Linked DNA regions of Mus musculus: region 2 is linked to region 1. The links are chromatin loops, found by intact Hi-C in ENCODE. Cell type or tissue: gastrocnemius. All regions are shown on one strand. Each heading gives the region's core, and the rest is flanking DNA. Links, peaks and the distances in the headings are about the cores only.

What was found. Hi-C counts contacts between places; a loop is a spot of excess contacts. Peaks named below come from ENCODE experiments on the same cell type or tissue, not always from the same donor. Only the 100,000 strongest peaks of a DNase experiment are listed, where the experiment ranks them.
Region 2: it touches region 1 in a loop (11-fold over the local background); 10 of 42 quality-filtered maps call a loop at or near these places.

The regions. Positions count from the first base shown.
Region 1 is chr8:55,450,120-55,462,772 of GRCm38, reverse strand. No RefSeq gene overlaps it. Among named protein-coding and RNA genes, the nearest start is that of Gm51595, 32 kb to the left of the region's middle. In gastrocnemius, for the core only: no CTCF peak of the experiment used is centred there; DNase peaks (open chromatin) are centred at 5,151 and 5,941.
Region 2 is chr8:55,582,639-55,595,291 of GRCm38, reverse strand. No RefSeq gene overlaps it. Among named protein-coding and RNA genes, the nearest start is that of Gm51600, 49 kb to the right of the region's middle. In gastrocnemius, for the core only: no CTCF peak of the experiment used is centred there; no DNase peak of the experiment used is centred there.

The DNA.
Region 1 (12,653 bases), core at 1,452-9,451:
ATAGAAATGACAAAGACAGGTAGCCTTCTGCACTTGGATTATTCTCTATAAGGTTTGAGTGTCTAACTTCAGCTTTTTTTGTCCAGAATACCTGCCAGACCTGATGTGCTGCAGGAAATTTGAAGGACTTGCTTACCGTGTCTTAGCAGAGGACAGCATCAACTTTTCCTTTTTAGGCAGATTTTTATCTACATATAAAGTTAGGGCATTTTCTTTGCCCAGTGGCTAGATTGCCTCAATCACAGGAACTCCTGCGTGCATTCTTGCTGGCAAGAAGGTAGCACGGGTCATCTGGTGCTGGAAACCAGGGATCAACATCGCTGGCATTGAGGAGAAACCCGGAGATGGGGTGGATTCAGAACTGCAGGGAAAAGGTAAGTTCGGAGAGGTATTTCTGATCGTGAACCACTTATCCCTTTTGATTTCGGTTTTAATCTAGATGCACCCTAGGAAGGGGCGGTAGAAGCTCTAGTCTTGGTTGCCCTGGCCCTCATTCTGTTTCTTATTGTTTCTTATTCTGTCCATCGAAGCTGGTGCTGAAGTTTGAGGTGTTTCTTATTCTGTCCATCAAGGCTGGTGCTGAAATTTGAGGTGTATTCAATCCGACATAGATAAGTGGCAGCACCGAGGTATTTTGTAAGCCTCCTGTAGATAAGGGAGCTGAGCACTGTGTTTACTTTCACTTTGCTTAAGGAATACCATAAGTTGGGCGTAGATCAGCCTCAGGCACTCACTCTATCATGGGCTCCTCACAGTCAGTGATCACCGTGTTACAGGCAGTGCTAAAGCAACACGATCTGTAGGTCGCCTCCCATATGCTGCAGAAATTTGTTAAGGAGGTGGATCGCGTTGCTCCCTGGTATGCCTGTTCAGGGTCTCTAACTGTAGCCTCGTGGAATAAGCTAGGAAGGGACCTTGACCATAAGCATGAAGACTTATGCCTGGGCTCCGAGGCAATTTGGAAGCTGATAAAAAACTGTCTAGAGGATGAAACCTGCTGACCCACCATTGTGGAGGGCCAGGGAACAGGAGAAGAGGTTCAGGACAGTATGTCAGAAACTGAACGGAGCGAGAGAATGGGAGCTCGAAAAAAGAAAGTCATGTCTAAGAAAAAGGGCCCTCCCCGGGATTCAGAAGAAAGGGGAGAGAGAAAGAAGGGCAGTGAAACTGAGCCCTCTACTAAGGCCTTATACTAATCTTTATCCTATCCATGACTTGAAGGCCTTAGAGATTGATAGTTCAGGGTCTGAAGACCTAGACCCCAGTGAGGAGGCTGAATTAGAGGAGGAGGCAGCAAAATATGAAGAACAAAGATATAACCCTGACCGATGGTCGCGATCAGGAAGTAATAAAGAGGGTAGCACACCAGCTACTGTGCCCACAGTGCCACTGCCTTATGAATTGCGGTATAGCACTAACTCCTTTTTTCCTCAAGAAGAGTTAAAAAAGATACAGGTGGCATTTCCAGTCTTTGATACTGGAGAGGCAGGACTTATGCACGCCCCAGTGGACTATAAACAACTTAAAGAACTTGCTGAATCTGTCCGTAACTATGGGATCAGTGCAAATTTTACTCTGGTTCAGGTCGAGAGATTCGCCAATATGGCCATGACCCCGTCAGATTGGCAAATGATAGCAAAGGCTACACTCCCTAATATGGGACAATATATGGAATGGAAAGCTCTATGGTATGATGCGGCCCAAAACCAGGCCAGGGCCAATACCACAGCAGTTGATGACAACCAGAGACAATGAACCTTTGAATTGTTGACCAGCCAAGGGCAGTATGCCGCCTATCAAATTAACTATCCTTGGGGGGGGGGGCATACACCCAGATAGGGGCAGCTGCAGTCAAGGCTTTGAAGGCACTTACAAGAAAAGGGGAGGCTGGGGGCCACCTTACAAAGATTGTTCAGGGGTCCAGGAACCATTCTCTGATTTTGAGGCAAAATGACTGAGGCCCCAGCCTGGGTCTTTGGTGACCCCGAGCAAGCCATGTCTCTAATTGAACAGCTCATCTATGAGCAAGCCACCCAAGAGTTCAGGGCGGCCATCACGCCAAGAAAAAAACAAAGGGTTACAAGACTGGCTTAAGATATGTAGGGAGCTAGGAGGCCCTCTCACCAATGCAGGACTAGGCATGGCTATATTGCAATCTCAGAGGCGCCCTAATGTCAACAAACAAAAGGCATTTTTCAATTGTGGGAAAGCTGGACATTTGAAGAGAGATGTCCCTGTACCTGAAAGCACATGAGGAGCTGTTCTCTGCTCCCACTGCAGAAAGGGCTATCAAAAGGCTAGTGAATGCTGCTCTGTCAGAGATGTAAAAGGAAGATTCCTGCACCCAATAGGTGAAATTAATCCCTCACAGTCAAAAAACGGGGTGCTGGGCCCCTGATCCCAGGGCCCTCACAAATATGGGAGCCGCTTTGTCAAAAGCCAGAGCAGGACAGAGGAGATGACACCCTACGAGTTACAAGAGTGGACTTGCATGCCACCTCCAGTTTCTTACTCATGCCCCAAATGAATGTGCAACCAATCCCCGTTAAGTCTCCTGGACCCTTACCCCCTCGACTATGGGTCTCATTATTGGGCGAGGATCTCTCACTTTACAAGGCCTTGTGGTTCATCCTGGGGTAGTGTACCAACAACACCTGCAAGACATTCACGTCCTTTGCTTCAGATTCTCTTCACACCATGACTGCAGAGCACTAATTCCCATAGGACAGGACTGGGCCAATCAGCCTTTCTAAGCTTGGGAGAATCTGAAGAGGTTTATTTCATAGTTGTGATCTCTAAAAATTTCTCACAGGGGCTGCCATAGCTGCATTCAGCCCATGTGTAACCCAGAATTGGTTCCTCACACTCAGCCACAGTTGTACTCAGCCCTTGAGAGAAGCCTCAACTTCTGTGTTTTAAAAATTCAGTAAGGTCTTCTCAAAGCAGACACCTTCCATACTATCTCTGCATGTTCCTGCTCCTGGTCTAGGAAACATTCTTTTAATCTTCTTGTCTTGTGTAGTTCTAATAAGTTTTGGATTTGGTCTGCTTTCCTCCTTCCCCTTCCCCTTCCTCCCCTTCCCCTTCTTCCCTTTCCCCTTCCCCTTTTCCTTCTCCTTCCCCTTCCTCTTCCCCCCTTCCCCCTTCTCCCTTTCCCTTCCCCTCTTCCACTTTCCCCCTTCCCCTTTTCCTTCTCCTTCCCATTCTCCTTCCCCTTCCTCTTCCCCCCTTCCCCCTTCTCCTTCCCCTCTTCCCTTTTCCCCCTTCCCCTTTTCCTTCTCCTTCCACTTCCTCTTCCCCCCTTCCCCCTTCTCCCTTCCCCTTCCTTCTTCCCCTTCTCCTCCTCCTCCTTCAAGAGACAAGGCCTCCTGTGGGGCCTTGTAATTGAAATTTGAGTTCTAAGTTCTTGCTCCATTTTGGGTGCATTTTGTAGAAGGCAGATCCAGGATCTTCCTCCCAAATCCCTGCTCCAAGAAACAGTACTCAGATTTGAAAGATATTTACAAATACCTTGGTCATTTAACTTGGCTCTTCTTTGACGAGGTCATTGCTTAAATTAACCCATTCATTTTAATCACATTCTTCAAAATGGCAAGTTACCTGTGTTCAGGTTCCACGTTTCTATCAATTTTTGGCTAATCTTACCCCTTGCTCTGTCCCACAATTATTTCTCTTCTCAGATGCCTCATTGTCTATTTCCTGCCTAAGCCACATGCTATTAAATTCATTGACAGGCATTATATCCATACAGACATAACATATTCTCTATATAGTCATACTGTTACCAGCAATGGAGGAGTGTTCATCATGCTCCACGTTGTAACCAGGTTGTGATTTTTGTGGAGGTTTTTATCTTAGTGCCTGAGCTATTGGTGTTATGTTCAGAAAAGTGTCTCATGAGCTAATATATTCAATTCACTTCCTCACTTTCTCTTCTATTAGATTTAGTGTGTCAGATTATATTTAGAGGTTATTTACCTACTTAGAGTTGAGTTTTGTTCAGGGTGATATATATGGGTCTATTTGTGTTCTTCTACATCCAAACATCCAGTGAGACCAAAATTATTTGTTGAAGATATTTTCATTTAGTTTTTCCATTATATTTTCTTTTCACTGTTTTCCATTATAGTTTTAGATTCTTTGCCAAATATCAAGTCTCTATACGTGTATGGTTTATTTCTGGGTCTTTCATTTTTATTCTAGTGATCAACCTGTTTGCTTTTCTGCCAATATATCCGAGACTTATTACCATAGCTTGAAATCAGGACTGAAGAGACCTCAGAAGTTCTTTAATTGCACAGGAATGTTTCAATATCCTGAGTGTTTTGGTTTTCCATATGAAGTTGAGAATTGTTATGTCAAGGTCAGTTAAAAAAAGGTGTTGTAATTTTGTTGGGGATTGCATGGAATTTGTAGATTGTTTTGTAATATGGCCATTTTTACTATGTTAATGCTATGGATCCATGACCATGGGATATCTTTCCATCTTCTGGTATCTTCCTCATTTTCTTTCTTCAAAGATATGACATGCATATCACACGGGTCTTTAATTTTCTTAGATGGAATTATAGCAGGCTATTTTGTATTTCTTGTGCTTATTGTGAAGGGCATTATTTCTCTAATTATTTTCTCAGCCTGTTTATATTTTGCATAAAGGAGGACTAGTGATTTATTTATTTTTTTTAGCTAATTCTGTATTCAGCCACTTTGGGGAAGTTGTTTATCAGCTATAGAGGTTTTTGTGTGTGTGTGTGTGTGTGTTTTTGTTGTTGTTGTTATTGTTGTTGTTTTATCTTTATTGCTTCTATTTCCAGTTTCATGTCTTCATTGGTTTAAATCTATCTTCCTATAATTCAAGGCATCTGTTTGCTTCTTCTTTATTGTCCTTTATCATCTTTATAAAATTGGACTGAAGGTCATTTTCATGTGCTTCGATTGTGTTAGTATGTCTAGGACATTTTGTAGTAGGATAGCTCTGCTCTGAAGTTGCCATATGCTCTCTCTGTTGTTGATTGTATTTTTTTGCTGCCCTTTAGCCATCTAGTTATCCCTATATGCTCTTGGTGCAAAAGGCCCCAGTGGGTAGGCTCTCACTGGACAACGTAGCTCTGGGTGAACAACATGCTGCTCTGGGCAGCTGGATATGCACCAGGGTACTTGCAGGGTACGGAGATGGGGAGGGGCATCTAACCTGCATGTCCCTGGTGCTGCAGACCTGGTAAAGATGGCAAGAGGGGGCTTCTCTTCCACTCTGTTTTAATGACCTACCAACTCTCATACTTTTAAAAGGGAGCATAAACTTTCAAGGACCTGTGAACCATTTATCCATGTGTTCCCTCTGTAGTATATTTTGTGCATTTTACCTTTATAAAATTAGAAGGATCCCATAAAACATGAGAGGGACCCTATAAAATCATCATATTGAAATTTGTGATTCTTCCTAATTATATTTAACAGATTTCTAATGAAATGGTTTTAGCATCATTCTAATGGGAAGACAACAATCAACCTAGTATCTTGGTGGGTTAATTTACACAAATTATGCAGGCCCATTAAAGCAACCTGATGATAAGGAGATTGTCTCACATACATGAAACCCAAAAATGACCAATACTTACTTGAAGAAAAAATATACTAAAGTTGTTCTGAAATCATTATGATGCTAATATTCACCTTTATTAGTTCAAATTAGAATAATGATATATAGGAAAATGCATTCACATTGTAGAAAAAGATATGTCACAGTTGATATGCTGATCAAACAAAAGTCTGTATTCACTGGTGTAGCCTCCCATAAACCTGAAGCAGGCTAAGCCAGAACTTGACCTTGCTGCCACTAAGGAGACCATCTATGGTGGAGCCTTCCTCCCTAGATCACTCTATTGTTCTGCAACTGCTACTGTTCCTCTTCAAGATACTGCTACCTGCTGAGAAGCCCTGGAGCTATTCCAGAGACTATGCCCTATCCTGCACATTATCACCTGCAGCTGGTTCCAGGCTCCAAGGATGAATTGGCAGGAATGGTCTCCCCCCCACCTTTTATAAAGCGTGTCCACCATTAAAAATTTGAACCTTGATCAGAACACTGTCTAGTTGCCTAGTTTCCCTCTCTTTCAGTGCCACCTGCTATTCAGGTGTACCCGTCCTTGTGAACCGCTGGACAGCTTGCAACAATTGGGTGTTGCTATGATGTTATATTATCCATAAGAGGATTATCACCACACTGAAGGTATCAAGTTCAATTATTCCTAATTGCATTATCTAAAAATAACTACGTTTCAGTTAGTAGAAATTAATGAAAGAAGACCATTTGATATGCATTAATTACTATATTTTCTTCATAATATTAATGAAAATGCTGGAAAACAGCATACCACATAAACACTAGGAAATTCTAATGGAGGAATAATCCACTAGTGATGAGTTATCATAATTAAAGAAAAGAAAAAGGCAAAATATTGAAAGTATATGTTTATTCATTACTAGGATATAGGAAAAATGGCCTTCCTTTTTTTCAAATGCATATGAAGCAAATATCAACGAGCTATGAAATAGTAGAAACCTTTATCCACTACTGATATAATTGTATTTCTCTTCATGGTTTGGAAAAATGGAATATCATTACCAAGTACTACTGAACACACATTAATCCTAGACTCTTGGCCCTATGGATTTGGTAATAGACACATCCTTATAATATATCTCTCAGCTAATACTTTCACTAACTTTATACAAATGAAAGTTTTAACCTACCAGAAAAGGTATGACCACCAATGTAGCACAGGTGTTATGTGAACAATCAAATCCTTTGTTTTGGGATTTTAAACTCACTCCACAGGAGGAAAGTCATGCCACACCTGGTTGGGGGAAGAGCTGGGCCTAAGCAGTGTGGAGTAATTTATTATTGTTGTTTAGTTAAATGGTTATGGCATCAAAATTCCTTCTAAAAAGCTATATCTTTAGAGAAAAGCATTCTTGGTATTAATCATAAATACTTTTCTTTACATTGAAATGGAGTGAATTTCAATTAACAGATCCTTGGTTGCTCAATGTATTGTGTATAATTCAGTTGATTGTTCAGCCATAAATAGGATGCTTTCACACCACTGTTAAAATTAAAGACATGACATTAACAAGGAATAAAAAACCTGTAGGGAGGGAAGTTGACAAAAGTAAGAGAGAGATAGAGAAGATGGGGGATGTGAGAGTGAGAATAATCAAAATGTTTAATTCAAATGTAGGCAACAAAGTACAGATATAATTAATAAAATGTTCGTCATAAACTCTTAATTGCTTTTACAATAGTTACTGGGTGCACGGCATAACTAAATTACTGTAGCTATCCTAACTTCATTTAAAATCATTACTCAGAAAGCATCTACATATTGTCACTGCTTAAAAAGGACGAAATTAGGGTTCTTATATGGAGTGTAATTGAGTATACAAACCCCACATAAAGTCAGATCCCATGCACAGAAGTAGACGGTCAACAAAAAACAATCTCAGTGGCATTTTTAGAGGTTTTCTGACTCACTGTACATTGCTGGGTCTTGATTTTAAAACTTTCAGGTCTTTTGCAAATACATTATCTTGCGTGCGCTCGACTGGCCAGGAAGAACGACGCTGCAACAGGATCCTTCTGCACACGTTTATTGGGAGAGCTTGATTGTAGAGGCGAAAAGACCTCGAGCCCAGAACTGGTGCTGCTTTTATAGGCCTAGGAGGGGCGTGTCTCACACCCGGATTGGTTATGCACTAAGCCTCATTTGCGTGTTCCTCATCTGATTGGCTACTCTCTCTCAGTACCTTACAGAACCTCATTATCATACCTCATTTGCATGTCTCACATCTGATTGGTTATACTCTCAGTACCTTACAGAACCTCATTATCATGCCTGGGCCAGGCAGTGTCTTTGCAAAAAACTTTACTGCATATGTACACATTGGTTGTTTGTCCAATCTTATGCGTGGTGGCCAGCAGTAGTCAGTGCCACTCAGCAACGGCACATGTGGCTTCCCACATCTCCCCCTGTTTGTTTTAATAAAATGAGGCTGGACTAGGCCTGTGCAATTATGCCCATCCGCCGTGGCTCCTGTTTTAGGTCGTTCCTCTAATGTCACAGCCTTACCCGTCATAGGGTAACCCTATCGCCACCGGGCCCCATGTCTTAGGTTGGACTGTGCACGAGGAAAGTTGCCCGTCTCTGGATACCGCAGTGCTATGTGACAATAACTGCTAAATGACCTAGGGCGAACTCTGCAAAAGAGGCCAGCCAAAAAATGAATTAGTGGGGAAATCATGATCACCCTATTGATGAGCAAGGGCTGATCAATGATCGTTGAATCTCTCATCTAATCTCATGCTGACTAATTCTTGAGCATAGATAACCAAATTTCAGGGGAGGAGCCGTTTTCAATAGCTAAAAGTGCCTGAGTTATAATCACCTTGTCACGTTTTTGTTGGGTTCTGAATTTGCATACCAACCAGAGCTTGAACACCAGTCCACAGCATATGGCAGCACCAAACAAAATCACTCCCACCCATTCTTTAAAGTAAGAAAAAGCAGAGGTAAGCCAAGAGGTAAAGTCTCCAAGGGTCACTGGTTCCACTCTGGTCCCATTAAGGTTCAGGATCTGCATCTGCAGCCTCGTCTGCAACCTTTCCAGCTCCTGCGACCAGTTCCCCTTCAGGTAATTCGATAGCTCTGTACTTTTAATAAAAGAATTATTAATATACCTATTGGGAGTAATGCATACATGCGATGTGGATGCCACACAACTCATTTGTATGACATCCATCATCTGTTCCATGTCATGTTGTAAAATATCCACTCTGATTCACTAACATTAACCCTGAGGTGATATGAGAATCCACCCTTTGCAGGGTAAGCAATGCTTCAGATGTTTTTTCTGCTATCTGACTTATAGTGTCAGCAGTATTAATTTGATCTGCCCAATTAGAGATAATCTTTTTCTTAAAAATATACAGGGTGTAAAAGGTTTATCCACATTGTGCACAAAGCATAATGTATAATTTAAATGAAAACTAGTACTCTTATACACCCGTGGCTCTTGAGGAGTTTGTCGTGCATAAGGCACATCCAAAAAACATTCCTTTGCAAAAAACAAAGGCTAGGTAGAAGAATTGGAATGTACCGGTAAAGGTACTGGCCATGATCTTACTATGGCCCATAAAGGTATACTTATCATGGTTTCAATCATCAGGAGCAGGAGAATCATCTTGGGGCTCATCTTGCTCTTTCAGGGTCCTTGTCAGCCGCGTCGGGACCCAAAGTGGATTTTCTTCACCCTGTGGAAAAACACAAATAGCTCCCTGGAATCTGATTAAGATAGGATCCGGGCCATACCATTTATTATCAAGGACATTTTTCCATTTGACCATTTCATTGGGCGATTGAGGCCATTGTCCATGCCTTTCAGCTGGTGATCTTCCAGCATCATCTAATTTTAGAAAATTAAGAGTAAATATTGCAAGGGATAGAGCCATCTTTGGCGTCATAGCCTCTATTTCCCCTTTCTGTTTTTGCAAATATTGTTTCAGAGTGTGGTGGGCTCTCTCAATGATGCCTTGGCCCTGTGGATTATAGGGCAATCCAGTAATATGTTTTACTTGCATTTGTTTGCAAAATTGGCTAAATTTAGAAGAAGTATATGCAGGACCATTATCTGTCTTTAACACTAGGGGCTTGCCCCATGCAGCCCAAGCCTCTAAGCAGTGAGATATGACATGAACTGCTTTTTCCCCTGTCAAGGGAGAGGCATGTAGGACACCAGAACTGGTATCGATGGATACATGTACATATTGTAATTTCCCAAAAGATGGGATATGCGTGACGTCCATTTGCCAAACATCTAGGGGTTGCAATCCGCGAGGATTAACACCCACGGAAGGTGCATTAATAAATTCTACACATTTACCACACTGTAGGACAATATCTCGGGCTTCTGTTCGTGTGAGCTTAAATTTTTGTCGTAATGTAGAAGCAGGGACATGATAAAGCTGATGAAAATTCTTAGCACTTTCTATAGAACTTTGTGATAGGAAAACCATGTCTCTGGTGGCTGAGTCAGCAATTGCATTTCCCTTAACCATAGGTCCAGGTAATGATGTATGTGCTCTAATATGTTGAATATAAAAGGGATGCTCACGCATCAAAATACAATTTTGTATTTTCATCAAAATTTCAGATACAGGACTAGACTGTTTAAAATTTCCGGCAGTCTCTAATGCTAGAACTGCATTAACTACATAAACAGAATCAGAGATAATATTTATGGGCATAGGAAATCTTTTAAAAACTTCTAAAACCACCAAACATTCTACCAATTGGGGGGCTCCTGGTGTAAATTGCAACCTTACAGCCTTTTCATTGATTACATAACTTCCAATTCCTGTTTTTGATCCATCTGTATAAATATCAATGGCTCCCTTTATAGGGGTATTAGCCGTTACCTTTGGAAATATTACTGGATGTAATAACATAAAATGTAATAATGGATGTTTAGGATAATGATTATCAATTAAACCAGAAAAACTGCATCTAAGAATGGCCCATTCATATATAGTAGCACACAGTATTTGCATTTGTGCGACAGTATAAGGGACAATTATGCTATCAGGCATTTTTCCAAAGTGAGTAATTGAAGTTTTTATCCCTTTGTGTGCCATGTTTGCTACCATGGTGGGATAATGCTCTATAGTCTTATTAGGGTATATATGTGGATGTATCCATACTAAAGGACCATCTTGCCATAACACAGCAGTTGGCAAATTTATGGTTCTTAATATGCATAGGTACAAAGGTTCCTGCTCATTTATACGAGTTAACTGTGCTGCTTGGATCGCCTTTTCCACTTTCCTAAGAACATCAGAAGCCTCAGGTGTTAATTGTCTCAATGAGGTAATATGTGAGTCTCCTTCTAAAATTTGAAATAAAGGTTTTAATTCCGAAGTAGGGATCCTTAAATAAGGTCTAATCCAATTTATATCTCCTAATAATTTTTGAAAATCATTTAATGTCTTTAGATGATCTTTTCTTATACTAATCTTTTGTGGGGTGACACATCGTAAAGTAATAGTGGCTCCTAAAAAATGACTAACATTAGACTGCTGTACTATTTCTGGTGCAATAATCAAGCCATTATTTTTTTAAAGTTTCATTAAGCAAGCCATAAGCTTGCTGTATACTTTCTTCTTCAGGTCCACAAATCACTATATCGTCCATATAATGACAAATTTTTAAGGAGGGGAAACCATCCCTAACCGGTTGCAAAGCTTTTCCTACATATAACTGACATATTGTAGGGCTATTTGCCATTCCTTGGGGTAATACCCGCCATTGGTACCTTTTATCAGGCTCCATATGATTAATAGAAGGCAAGGTAAATGCAAATCTAGGTTTATCTTTCTTATTTAATGGAATGGAAAAGAAACAATCCTTAATATCTACTACTATAATTCTCCAATCCTTAGGTAGAGCTGAGAGTAGGGGGAGGACCCATAACTTGCATTTGTGCATTAATGGCTCTTAGGTCATGTAACAATCTCCATTTACCTGACTTCTTCTTTACAACGAAAATAGGGGTGTTCCAGGGTGATTGAGTGGGTTCCACATGTCCCAGGTCTAATTGTTTCTGTACTAATTCTTTAGCTGCTTTTAACTTCTCAGAGGGTAAAGGCCACTGAGGCACCCACACCGTGTCCTCCGTATGCCATGGAATGGGCAAAGGCTCCTCAGTGGCCCCTAGAAAAAACTCAGCCCTTTCTTATCTACTTTTTCTGTGGCTTTAACTGGTGAAATTCTACCTTGTAAGTTTTTTCCAAGACCTGGTCCAGGTATATATCCCATTCCTTTCATCATTTCCTTGCTTTTCTGAGAGTAATCATTAGTCAATATAAAGTTCATGGCTGACAACACATCTTTTCCCCATAAGTTTACAGGTAAAGGGAGTACATAAGGTTGAAAAAGCCCTGTTCTTCCTTCTTTATCTTTCCATTGTAAGGATTTTGCACTTATAGTTGGGGTAGCCTCATATCCGAATCCTTGTAAGCTATGTGACGATTGATTAACAGGCCAAGAAGTGGGCCACCAATTACTGGATATAATGCTTTTATCTGCTCCTGTATTCATTATACCTTGAAAGGTTTTTCCTTCTATTTGTAATTATAAAGTGGGACGATTATCCAAATCTAAAGATATGTAGGCCACATTAGTTCCTGTAGAACCGAGTCCCTTATCTCCTCGGGAATCCTGGCTACTAGGGAACATGTTATGCAAACTAGGAAGAATCAGTAATTGAGCAATGCAATCTCCAGGAGAAATGGCTACAATACCTCGGGGTGCAGAACACATAATCTTAACTTGTCCCTCATAATCTGAGTCTATAACTCCGGGATGTATCATCAATCCTTTCAAAGCAGAAGAGGACCTACCCAACAGTAGACCCACTGTATCCTTTGGTAAGGGACCTCTAAAGTCTGATGAAATAGGTTGGCACCCCATTTGAGGTGTAAGAATTACTCTGGAGGTGGCACAGATGTCCAATCCTGCTGAACCCAGAGTGGCTCTCCTCGGTCTCTGGGTGGCCTCATGGACACTGTGGTCTGAAATGCCCCATACATTTGGGGGCCC
Region 2 (12,653 bases), core at 2,519-10,518, 130 kb before region 1:
TTTATAGAAATGACAAAGACAGGTAGCCTTCTGCACTTGCATTATTCTCTATAAGGTTTGAGTGTCTAACTTCAGCTTTTTTGACCAGAATACCTGCCAGACCTGATGTGCTGCAGGAAATTTGAAGGACTTGCTTACCGTGTCTTAGCAGAGGACAGCATCAACTTTTCCTTTTTAGGGAGATTTTTATCTACATATAAAGTTAGGGCATTTTCTTTGCCCAGTGGCTAGATTGCCTCAATCACAGGAACTCCTGCGTGCATTCTTGATGGCAAGACGGTAGCGCAGGTCATCTGGTGCTGGAAACCCGGGATCAACATCGCTGGCATTGAGGAGAAACCCGGAGATGGGGTGGATTCAGAACTGCAGGGAAAAGGTAAGTTCAGAGAGGTATGTCTGATCTTGAACCTCTTATCCCTTTTGATTTCGGTCTTAATCTAAATGCACCCTAGGAAGTGGCGGTAGAAGCTCTAGTCTTGGTTGCCCTGGCCCTCATTCTGTTTCTTATTGTTTCTTATTCTGTCCATCGAGGCTGGTGCTGAAATTTGAGGTGTATTCAGTCCGACATAGATAAGCTGCAGCACGGAGGTATTTTGTAAGCCTTCTGTAGATAAGGGAGCTGAGCGCCGTGTTTACTTTCGCTTTGCTTAAGGAGTACCATAAGTGGGGCGTAGATCAGCCTCAGGCACTCACTCTATCATGGGCTCCTCACAATCAGTGATCACCGTGTTACAGGTAGTGCTAAAGCAACATGACCTGTAGGTCGCCTCCCATACGCTGCAGAACTTTGTTAAGGAGGTGGATCGCTTTGCTCCCTGGTATGCCTGTTCGGGGTCTCTAACTGTAGCCTTGTGGAATAAGCTAGGAAGGGACCTTGACCTTAAGCATGAAGAGGGAGACTTATGCCTGGGCTCCAAGGCAATTTGGAAGCTGATAAAAAACTGTCTAGAGGATGAAACCTGCCTACCCGCCATTGTGGAGGGCCAGGGAACACTAGAAGAGGTTCAGGACAGTATGTCAGAAACCGAACGGAGCGAGAGAATGGGAGCTCGAAAAAAGAAAGACATGTCTAAGAAAAAGGGCCCTCTCCGGGATTCAGAAGGAAGGGGAGAGAGAAAGAAGGGCAGTGAAACTGAGCCCTCTACTAAGGCCTTATACTAATCTTTATCCTATCCATGACTTGGAGGCCTTAGAGATTGATAGTTCAGGGCCCGAAGACCTAGACCCCAGTGAGGAGGCTGAATTAGAGGAGGAGGCAGCAAAATATGAAGAACAAAGATATAACCCTGACCGGTGGTCGCGATCAGGAAGTAATAAAAAGAGTAGCATATCAGCTACTGTGCCCACAGCACCACTACCTTATGAATTACGGTATAGCGCTAACTCCTTTTTTCCTCAGGAAGAGTTAAAAAAGATACAGATGGCATTTCCAGTCTTTGATACTGAGGAGGCAGGGCATATGCACGCCCCAGTGGACTATAAACAACTTAAAGAACTTGCTGAATCTGTCCGTTACTATGGGGTCAGTGCCAATTTTACTCTGGTTCAGGTCGAGAGATTCGCCAATATGGCCATGACCCCGTCAGATTGGCAAATGATAGCAAAGGCTACACTCCCTAATATGGGACAACATATGGAATGGAAAGCTCTATGGTATGATGCGGCCCAAAATCAGGCCATGGCCAATACCACAGCAGTTGATGACAACCAGAGACAATGGACCTTTGAATTATTAACCAGACAAGGGCAGTATACTGCCCATCAAATTAACTATCCTTGGGGGCCATAAGCCCAGATAGGGGCAGCTACAGCCAAGGCTTGGAAGGCACTTACAAGAAAAGGGGAGGCTGGGGGCCACCTTACAAAGATTGTTCAGGGCCCCCAGGAACCATTCTCTGATTTTGTGGCAAGAATGACTGAGGACCCAGCCTGGGTCTTTGGTGACCCCGAGCAAGCCATGACTCTAATTGAACAGCTCATTTATGAGCAAGCCACCCAAGAGTTCAGGGCGGCCATCACACCAAGAAAAAACAAAGGGTTACAAGACTGGCTTAAGATATGTAGGGAGCTAAGAGGCCCTCTCACCAATGCGGGACTAGTCAAGGGTATATTGAAATCTCAGAGGCGCCCTAATGTCAACAAACAAAAGGCGTGTTTCAATTGTGGGAAAGCTGGACATTTGAAGAGAGATTTCCCTGTACCTGAACGTGCAAGAGGAGCTGTTCTCTGCTCCCGCTGCAGAAAAGGCTATCACAAGGCTAGTGAATGCTGCTCTGTCAAATATGTAAAAGGAAGACTCCTGCACCCGATAGGTGAAGTTAATCCCTCACAGTCAAAAAACGGGGTGCTGGGCCCCCGATCCCAGGGCCCTCACAAATATGGGAGCCACTTTGTCTAAAGCCAGAGCAGGACAGAGGAGATGACACCCGACGAGTTACAGGAGTGGACTTGCATGCCACCTCCAGTTTCTTACTCATGCCCCAAATGAATGTGCAACCAATCCCCGTTATGTCTCCTAGACCCTTACCCCCTCGACTATGGGTCTCATTATTGGGCGAGGATCTCTCACTTTACAAGGCCTTGTGGTTCATCCTGGTGTAGTGTACCAACAACACCTGCAAGACATTCACGTCCTTTGCTTCAGATTCTCTTCACATCGTGACTGCAGAGCACTAATTCCCATAGGACAGGACTGGGCCAATCAGCCTTTCTAAGCTTGGGAGAATCTGAAGTGGTTTATTTCATAGCTGTGATCTCTGGGAAGTTCTCACAGGGGCTGCCACAGCTGGATTCAGCCCATGTGTAACCCAGAATTGGTTCCTCACACTCAGCCACAGTTGTACTCAGCCCTTGAGAGAAGCCTCAACTTCTGTGTTTTAAAAATTCAGTAAGGTCTTCTCAAAACAGACACCTTCCATACTATCTCTGCATGTTTCTGCTCCTGGTCTAGGAAACTTTCTTTTCATCTTCTTGTCTTGTGTAGTTCTAATAAGTTTTGGATTTGGTCTGATTTTCTCCTTCCCCTTCCCCTTCCTCCCCTTCCCCTTCTCCTTCTTCCCATTCCCCTTTTTCCCCTTCCCCTTCTTCTCTTTCCTCTTCCCCTTCCCCTTTTCCTTCTTCCCATTCTCCTTCCCCTTCCTCTACCCCCTTCTCCCTTAACCTTCCCCTCTTCCCCTTTCCCCTTTTGCCTTTTTCTTCTCCTTCCCCTTCTCCTTCCCCTTCCTCTTCCCCCCTTCCCCATTCTCCTTCCCCTCTTCCCCTTTCCCCCTTTGCCTTTTCTTTCTCCTTCCCCTTCTCCTTCCCCTTCCTCTTCCCCCTTCCCCCTTCTCCCTTCCCCTTCCCTCTTCCCCTTCCCCTTCTCCCCCTCCTTCTTCAAGAGACCAGGCCTCCTGTGGGGCCATGTAATTTAAATTTGAGTTCAAAGTTCTTGCTCCATGTTGGGTGCATTTTGTAGAAGGCAGATCCTGGATCTTCCTCCCAACTCCCTGCTCCAAGAAACAATACTCAGATTTGAAAGATATTTAAAAATACCTTGGCTATATAACTTGGCTCTTCTTTGACTAGATCATTGCTTAAATAAACCCATTCATTTTAATCACATTCTTCAAACTGGCAAGTTACCTGTGTTCAGGTTCCACGTTTCTATCAATTTTTGGCTAATCTTACCCCTTGCTCTATCCCACAATTATTTCTCTTCTCAGATGCCTCATTGTCTATTTCATTCCTAAGCCATGGGTCATTAAATTCATTGACAGGTATTATATCCATACAGATATAACATATTCTCTATATAGTCATACTGCTACCAGCAATGGAGGAGTGTTCATCATGATCCACGTTGTAACCAGTTTGTGATTTTTGTGGAGGTTTTTATCTTAGTGCCTGAGCTATTGGTGTTATGTTCAGGAAAGTGTCTCATGAGCTAATATATTCAATTCACTTCCTCACTTTCTCTTCTATTAGATTTAGTGTGTCAGATTATATTTAGAGGTTATTGACCTATTTAGACTTCAGTTTTGTTCAGGGTGATATATATGGGTCTATTTGTGTTCTTCTACATCCAAACATCCAGTGAGACCAAAATTATTTGTTGAAGATATTTTCATTTAGTTTTTCCATTATATTTTCTTTTCACTGTTTTCCATTATAGTTTTTGCTTCTTTGCCAAATATCAAGTCTCTATACGTGTGTGGTTTATTTCTGGGTCTTTCATTTTTATTCTAGTGATCAACCTGTCTGCTTTTCTGCCAATATATCCGAGGCTTATTACCATAGCTTGAAATCAGGACTGAAGAGACCTCAGACGTTCTTTAATTGCACAGGATTGTTTCAATATCCTGAGTGTTTTGGTTTTCCATGTGAAGTTGAGAATTGTTATGTCAAGGTCAGTTAAAAAAAGGTGTTGTAATTTTGTTGGGGATTGCATGGAATTTGTAGATTGTTTTGTAAGATGGCCATTTTTACTATGTTACTGCTATGGATCCATGACCATGGGATATCTTTCCATCTTCTGGTATCTTCCTCATTTTCTTTCTTCAAAGATATGACATGCATGTCACACTGGTCTTTAACTTTCTTGGATGGAATTATAGCAGGATATTTTTTATTTCCTGTGCTTATTGTGAAGGGCATTATTTCTCTAATTACTTTCTCAGCCTGTTTATATTTAGCATAAAGGAGGACTACTGATTTATTTATTTATTTATTTATTTATTTATTTATTTATTTATTAGCTAATTCTGTATTCTGCCACTTTGGGGAAGTTGTTTATCAGCTATAGAGGCTTTTTTGTGTTTTTGTTGTTGTTGTTATTGTTGTTGTTGTTGTTGTTTTATCTTTATTGCTTCTATTTCCAGTTTCATGTCTTCACTGGTTTAAATCTATCTTCCTATATTTTAAGGCATCTGTTTGCTTCTTTTTTAACGTTCTTTATCATCTTTATAAAATTGGACTGAAGGTCATTTTCATGTGCTTCGATTGTGTTAGTATGTCAAGGACATTTTGTAGTAGGATAGCTCTGCTCTGAAGTTGCCATGTGCTCTCTCTGTTGTTGATTGTATTTTTTTGCTGCCCTTTAGCCATCTAGTTTTCCCTATATGCTCTTGGTGCAAAAGGCCCCAGTGGGCAGACTCTCGCTGGACAATGTAGATCTGGGAGAACAACATGCTGCTCTGGGCAGCTGGATATGCACCAGAGTACTTGCAGGGTACAGAAATGGGGAGGGGCATCTAACCTTCATGTTCCTGGTCCTGCAGACCTGGTAAAGATGGCAAGAGGGGGCTTCTCTTCCACTCTGTTTTAATGACCTACCAATTCTCATACTTTTAAAAGGGAGCATAAACTTTCAAGGACCTGTGAACCATTTATCCATGTGTTCCCTCTGTAGTATATTTTGTGCATTTTACCTTTATAAAATTAGAAGGGTCTCATAAAACATGAGAGGGACCCTATAAAATCATCATATTGAAATTTGTGATTCTTCGTAATTATATTTAACAAATTTCTAATGAAATGGTTTCAGCATCATTCTAATGGGAAGACAACAATCAACCTAGTATCTTGGTGGGTTAATTTACACAAATTTTGCAGGCCCATTAAAGCAACCTGATGATAAGGAGATTGTCTCACATACATGAAACCCAAAAATGACCAATACTTACTTGAAGAAAAAATATACTAAAATTGTTCTGAAATTTTTATGATGTTAATATTCATCTTTATTAGTTTAAATTAGAATAATGATATACAGGACAATGCATTCACATTGTAGAAAAAGATATGTCACAGTTGATATTCTGATCAAACAAAAGTCTGTCTTCACTGGGTGTAGCCTCCCATAAACCTGAAGCAGGCTAAGCCAGAACTTGACCTTGCTGCCACTAAGAAGATTATCTATGGTGGAGCTTTCATCCCTAGATCACTCTATTGTTCTGCAACTTCTGCTGTTCATCTTCAAGATACTGCTACCTGCTGAGAAGCCCTGGAGCTATTCCAGAGACTATGCCCTATCCTGCACGTCATCACCTGCAGCTGGTTCCAGGCTCCAAGGATGAATTGGCCGGAATAGACTCCTGCCCCCTCCTTTTATAAAGCGTGTCCACCATTAAAAATTTGAACCTTGATCAGAACACTGTCTAGTCGCCTAGTTTCCCTCTCTTTCAGCGCCACCTGCTATTCAGGTGTATCCATTCTTGTGAGCCGCTGGACAGCTTGCAACAATTGGATGTTGCTATGATGTTATATTATCCATAAGAGGAGGATTATCACCACACTGAATGTATCAAGTTCAATTATTCCTAATTGCATTATCTAAAAATAAGTACGTTTCAGTTAGTAGAAATTAATGAAAGAAGACCATTTGATATGCATTAATTACTATATTTTCTTCATAATATTAATGAAAATGCTGGAAAACAGCATACCACATAAACACTAAGAAATTCTAATGGAGAAATAATCCACTAGTGATGAGTTATCATAATTAAAGCAAAGAGAAAGGCAAAATATTGAAAGAATATGTTTATTCATTACTAGGATATAGGAAAAATGACCTTCCTTTTTTCAAATGCATATGAAGCAAATATCAATGAGCTATGAAATAGTAGAAACCCTTATCCACTACTGATATAATTGTATTTCTGTTCATGGTTTGGAAAAATGGAATATCATCACCAAGTAATACTGAACACACGTTAATCCTAGACTCTTGGCCCTATGGATTTGGTAATAGACACATCCTTACAATATATCTCTCAGCTAATACTTTCATTAACTTTATACAAATGAAAGTTTTAACCTACCAGAAAAGGTATGACCACCAATGTAGCACAGGTGTTATGTGAACAATCAAATCCTCTGTTTTAGGATTTTAAACTCACTCCACAGGAGGAAAGTCATACCACACCTGGTTGGGGGAAGAGCTGGGCCTAAGCAGTATGGAGTAATTTATTATTGTTGTTTAGTTAAATTGTTATGGCATCAAAATTCCTTCTCAATAGCTATATCTTTAGAGAAAAGCATTCTTGGTATTAATCATAAATACTTTTCTTTACATTGAAATGGAGTGAATTTCAATGAACAGATCCTTGGTTGCTCAATGTATTGAGTATAAGTCAGTTGATTGCTCAGCCCTAAATAGGATGCTTTCATACCACTGTTAAAATTAAAGACATGACGTTAACATGGAATAAAAAAACCTGTAGGGAGGGAAGTTGACAAAAGTAAGAGAGAGATAGGGAAGATGGGGGATGTGAGAGTGGGAATAATCAAAATGTTTAATTAAAATGTAGGCAACAAAGAACAAATATAATTAATAAAAATAGTTCGTCATAAACTCTTAATTGCTTTTATAATAGTTACTGGGTGCACGGCATAACTAAATTACTGTAGCTATCCTAACTTCATTTAAAATCATTACTCAGAAACTATCTCCATATCATCACTGCTTAAAAAAGGGGAAATTAGACTTCTTATATGGAGTGTCATTGAGTATACAAACCCCAAGTAAGATCAGATCCCATGCACAGAAGTAGATGGTCAACACAAAACAATCTCAGTGGCATTTTTGGAGGTTTTCTGTCTCAACGTACATTGCCATGTCTTGATTTTAAAACTTACAGGTCTTTTGCAAATACATTATGCTTTCTGGGTTTGTGTTTTTATGGTCTATCTGAGTATAAAAGTGTTAATCTCTGTGTCTGTGCTTCCAGGGCTTTTCCTTTGGTAGTTGCTCTTCTGTTTTGTGCCATTCCAGTTCGTTTGCTTTTATTTTATTTTATTATTATTTTTAGATGGCTGGCTGTGTTCTAAAAAGAGAAAAAGAAATGGTGTGGATTTGGGATGGGAAGGAAGTGGAAGAAGTTGATGGAGAGGAACCATAATCAGAATATATTCTATGAAAACAAAAAAATGATTTTCAACCAAAGAAAATAGAAAACACATAACTGGTTTCACTGAGAGTTCTTAAATGAATTCTTAGACCATTTCTGAGCTCAAACTAGGGAGACTAAAGGGAACAAATATCAATCAAATAAATAGTTGAAGCATATAAAGAAGTATCACAAAGAGGCCAGATGATATATGTTCTAAAAGCAGAAATAAACAGAAAACCATCTCTGATACATATTGAAGACAGTGAAATGTGTTACAGCTGTGAATTCATGAAAACAGGTGGATGAAGTTTTGCATGGAATAAATTTCAACTAGTTTGGACTTGATCATCTCATACCCAGCAATTTTAAGATGTCTCAATTTAGACTGGGAAAAATAACAACTATCCAAATAGTTTTTTTTTTAAAGTAGCTATTTGGAGCTTTAAAAGTTAGAATTTCATAACTATAACAGTTTGGTTTCAAGCATGTTGATTATTTTATTATGCTCCTGATACTGGAATTTAAGTTTTGAAAGGCACAGACAAGATAGAAATTCTAACTTCAGTCCCTGATGCTTTCAAAACTAATGCTAGTTTTTCTTCCCTGAGTTGTTTGGTTTGGTGGTCTTCAAGAGGATGAGATCAAAATGAGGTCTATAATTTGTTTCTGTGTTTCCCATCCTTGTTACAGAATCTCAGTTTGTTTTTTCAGATAATAGTGCCTAAATATCTCTCAAAATTATCCTTTTTCTTTTAAGTCACAGCATTGAACTTTCTTCTAAACTACTGAAATAACCTTTGGACTAGTTTGCCTACTTCTGATGCTTTACTCATTCAACTAATCCTAAACATTTAATCCTATAGTCTCTTAGAACACTTAACTTGTCACCATGACTAAAATGTTTAGTTCTCCATGATCAACACCACATTTTTATCAACCATCTATGCTAATATTTTCTGCTTATACTTTTATCCCTGTTAAACTGTTTAATTTTTTGTCTCAAAATTTGACTATTCTATCACATAGTTTTGTGCCAGAGATTTTCTTCATCAAAAAACAAACAAACAAAAAAACAAAACAAAAGAAAAACAAAAAGAAAAGGTAAAACCAACCAACCAACCAAACAAACAAACAAAAACAAAAAAACACATTGAACTTCAAAACTCAAGGGTAGGTTATAAAGGGACTGAGAAAATACCAAGATAGCTTGCTGATACAAGAGTGATATCACTACTATAAGTACAGCAGGGAGTAATAATAGTATATATATATATATATATATATATATATATATATATAATAGTGATAATAGTGATAGTTATAATAAGTAGTCGTTAATAATAAATAGTAAAAGGATTAAATGAGATTGAGGGAGATATTTACTTAAATTCTTGTTCTTTAAACTGAAAGCTAATAAAACCCAATGGAGGAAGGTATTTAAAGATCCAGATAGTTTTGAGCTACTTAATTTTAAGTCTGTAGTCTTACAAACACAAATTAGAAAAAATATTAGACTGCTAATTAAAAGTAGCAGTGGACCCAGAGAGACATCTCAGTGGTTTAAGGTTCTAACCATGAACCTTAGCTTAAGAAAGCTATGTATTTAAGCTTGTCATCTTCTGAAAGTTGTTCATTGACCTCAACATTCAAGTTCTCATTCCTCCACAATATATATATTTTTAAAAAGCAGCTGGGGCTGTAGAGATGCCTTGGTGTCTAAGGCTGCATGCTCTTTCTTGCAGAGTTCAGTTTCCAGCACCCAAATTAGACAAGGTGATAGCTAATTATATCTTCTGATCCAGGTATCTGACATTCCTCTGGCCAGACTGTACTACACTCATGTATACACATAGATACACACACACAAACACACACACACACACACACACACACACACATACACTCACACACCATGTGCAACATGCACACACATAACTCACATACACACATAAAACATACACATATACCACACACACATACCATACTCATGTGTATACACACACACAAAAGTCATATATATATATATATATATATATATATATATATATATATACACACACACACACACATACACACATATACACATACCTACACATACATACACACACACACAATTAAAAATAATAAATATTTATGTTCTTTTAAAGGTAGCAAACCATCGCATAAGCTCAGTGGCAAAGTGCATTTAACCCATGGATTCAAATGCGAGAATAACCATCCCAGGCCATATCTTAACCAATGTCAAGAAGCAATTTGCAATACTAAGTCGATATGTAGAAAATGAGTTCATGAACCTTGCTCACGAACAACTTTTAAGTTGAAATGTGCATCTACTACTGAAAACTAGTCTTTAGTGAGCAGTTTGGGGGCTGCATCTGGGTACTTTTATTATCATTCTTGTTGAGTAGATCTTCAGGAATTATGCAGGCCTTCTATGACAGAACCTGGAGTTGCTGATTACCCCTGCTATGTTTTTCTAATATAACCTTTATTGCATGTATTACCAAAGCAAGATGAGTTTTTCAACTGCCTGTTTATCTCTAAGATGAAAATTTATACACTTTATTAGTTTAATTATATTATTAATTTAAAATAATGTTGAAGCTTAAAATAACTGAGACATTTCCACTTGATAAATTTTTGAAAAATGCATTAATAAATAATTAAACCATAATTTTTACCATGCTGCTGTATCCTATCAACATGTAAAATATATTAAAGAAATTGTTACCTTCCTATGTATAATTAATATTTCACAACAGTAGCTTTTTTCTTACTTTCTTTTTTTTATGTTTAGTGATGTTTCTTTTTTTTTAAATTAGGTATTTTACTCGTTTACATTTTCAATGCTATCCCAAAGGTCCCCCATACCCACCCCCCCCAATCCCCTACCCACCCACTGCCCCTTTTTGGCCCTGGCGTTCCCCTGTACTGGGGCATATAAAGTTTGCAAGTCCAATGGGCCTCTCTTTGCAGTGATGACCGACTAGGCCATCTTTTGATACATATGCAGCTAAAGACAAGAGCTCCCAGGTACTGGTTAGTTCATATTGTTGTTCCACCTATAGGGTTGCAGTTCCCTTTAGCTCCTTGGGTAATTTCTCTAGCTCCTCCGTTAGGGGCCCTGTGACCGACCCATCCAATAGCTGACTGTGATCATCCACTTCTGTGTTTGCTAGGCCGCGGTGTAGTCTCACAAGAGAGAGCTATATCTGGGTCCTTTCAGCAAAATCTTGCTACTGTATGCAATGGTGTCAGCATTTGGAATTTGATTATGGGATGGATCCCTGCATATGGCAATCACTAGATGGTCCATCCTTTCATCACAGCTCCAAATTTTGTCTCTGTAATTCCTTCTATGGGTGTTTTGTTCCCATTTCTAAGAAAGGGTAAAGTGTCCACACTTTGGTCTTCAATCTTCTTGAATTTCATGCGTTTGGCAAGTTGTATCTTATATCTTGGGTATCCTAAGTTTCTGGGCTAATATCCACTTATCAGCGAGTACATATTGTGCGAGTTCCTTTGTGATTCGGTTACTTCACTCAGGATGATACCCTTCAGGTCCATCCATTTGCCTAGGAATTTCATAAATTCATTTTTTTAATAGCTGAGTAGTACATCATTGTATAAATGTACCACATTTTCTGTATCCATCCCTCTGTTGAGGGGCATCTGGGTTCTATCCAGCTTCTGGCTATTATAAACAAGGCTGCTATGAACATAGTGGAGCATGTGTTCTTCTTACGGGTTGAGATATCTTCTGGATATATGCCCAGGAGAGGTATTGCAGGATCCTCCAATAGTACTATGTCCAATTTTCTGAGGAACCGCCAGACTGATTTCCAGAGTGGTTGTACAAGCTTGCAATCCCACCAACAATGGAGGAGTGTTCCACTTTCTCTACATCCTCGCCAGCATCTGCTGTCACCTGAGTTTTTGATCTTAGCCAATCTGACTGGAGTGAAGTGGAATCTCAGTGTTGTTTTGATTTGCATTTTCCTGATGATTAAGGATGTTGAACATTTTTTCAGGTGCTTCTCTCCCATTCAGTATTCCTCAGGTGAGAATTCTTTGTTCAGCTCTGAGCCAGATTTTTTAATGGGATTATTTGATTTTCTGGAGTCCACCTTCTTGAGTTCTTTATATATATTGGATATTAGTCCCCTATCCGATTTGGGATAGGTAAAGATCCTTTCCCAATCTGTTGGTGGCCTTTTTGTCTTATTGACGGTGTCTTTTGCTTTGCAGAAGCTTTGCAATTTTATGAGGTCCCATTTATCAATTGTTGATCTTACAGCACAAGCCATTGCTGTTCTATTCAGGAATTTTTTCCCTGTACCCATATCTTCGAGGCTTTTCCCTACTTTCTCCTCTGTAAGTTTCAGTGTCTCTGGTTTTATGTAGAGTTCCTTAATCCACTTAGATTTGACCTTAGTACAAGGAGATAGAAATGGATCAATTCGCATTCTTCTACATGATAACCGCCAGTTGTGCCAGCACCATTTGTTGAAAATGCTGTCTTTTTTCCACTGGATGGTTTTAGCTCCCTTGTCAAAGATCAAGTGACCATAGGTGTGTGGATTCATCTCTGGGTCTTCAATTCTGTTCCATTGGTCTACTTGTCTGTCACTATACCAGTATCATGCAGTTTTGATCACAATTGCTCTGTAGTACAGTTTTAGGTCTGGCATGGTGATTCCACCAGAGGTTCTTTTATCCTTGAGAAGAGTTTTTGCTATCCTTGGTTTTTTGTTATTCCAGATGAACCTGCCGATTGCCCTT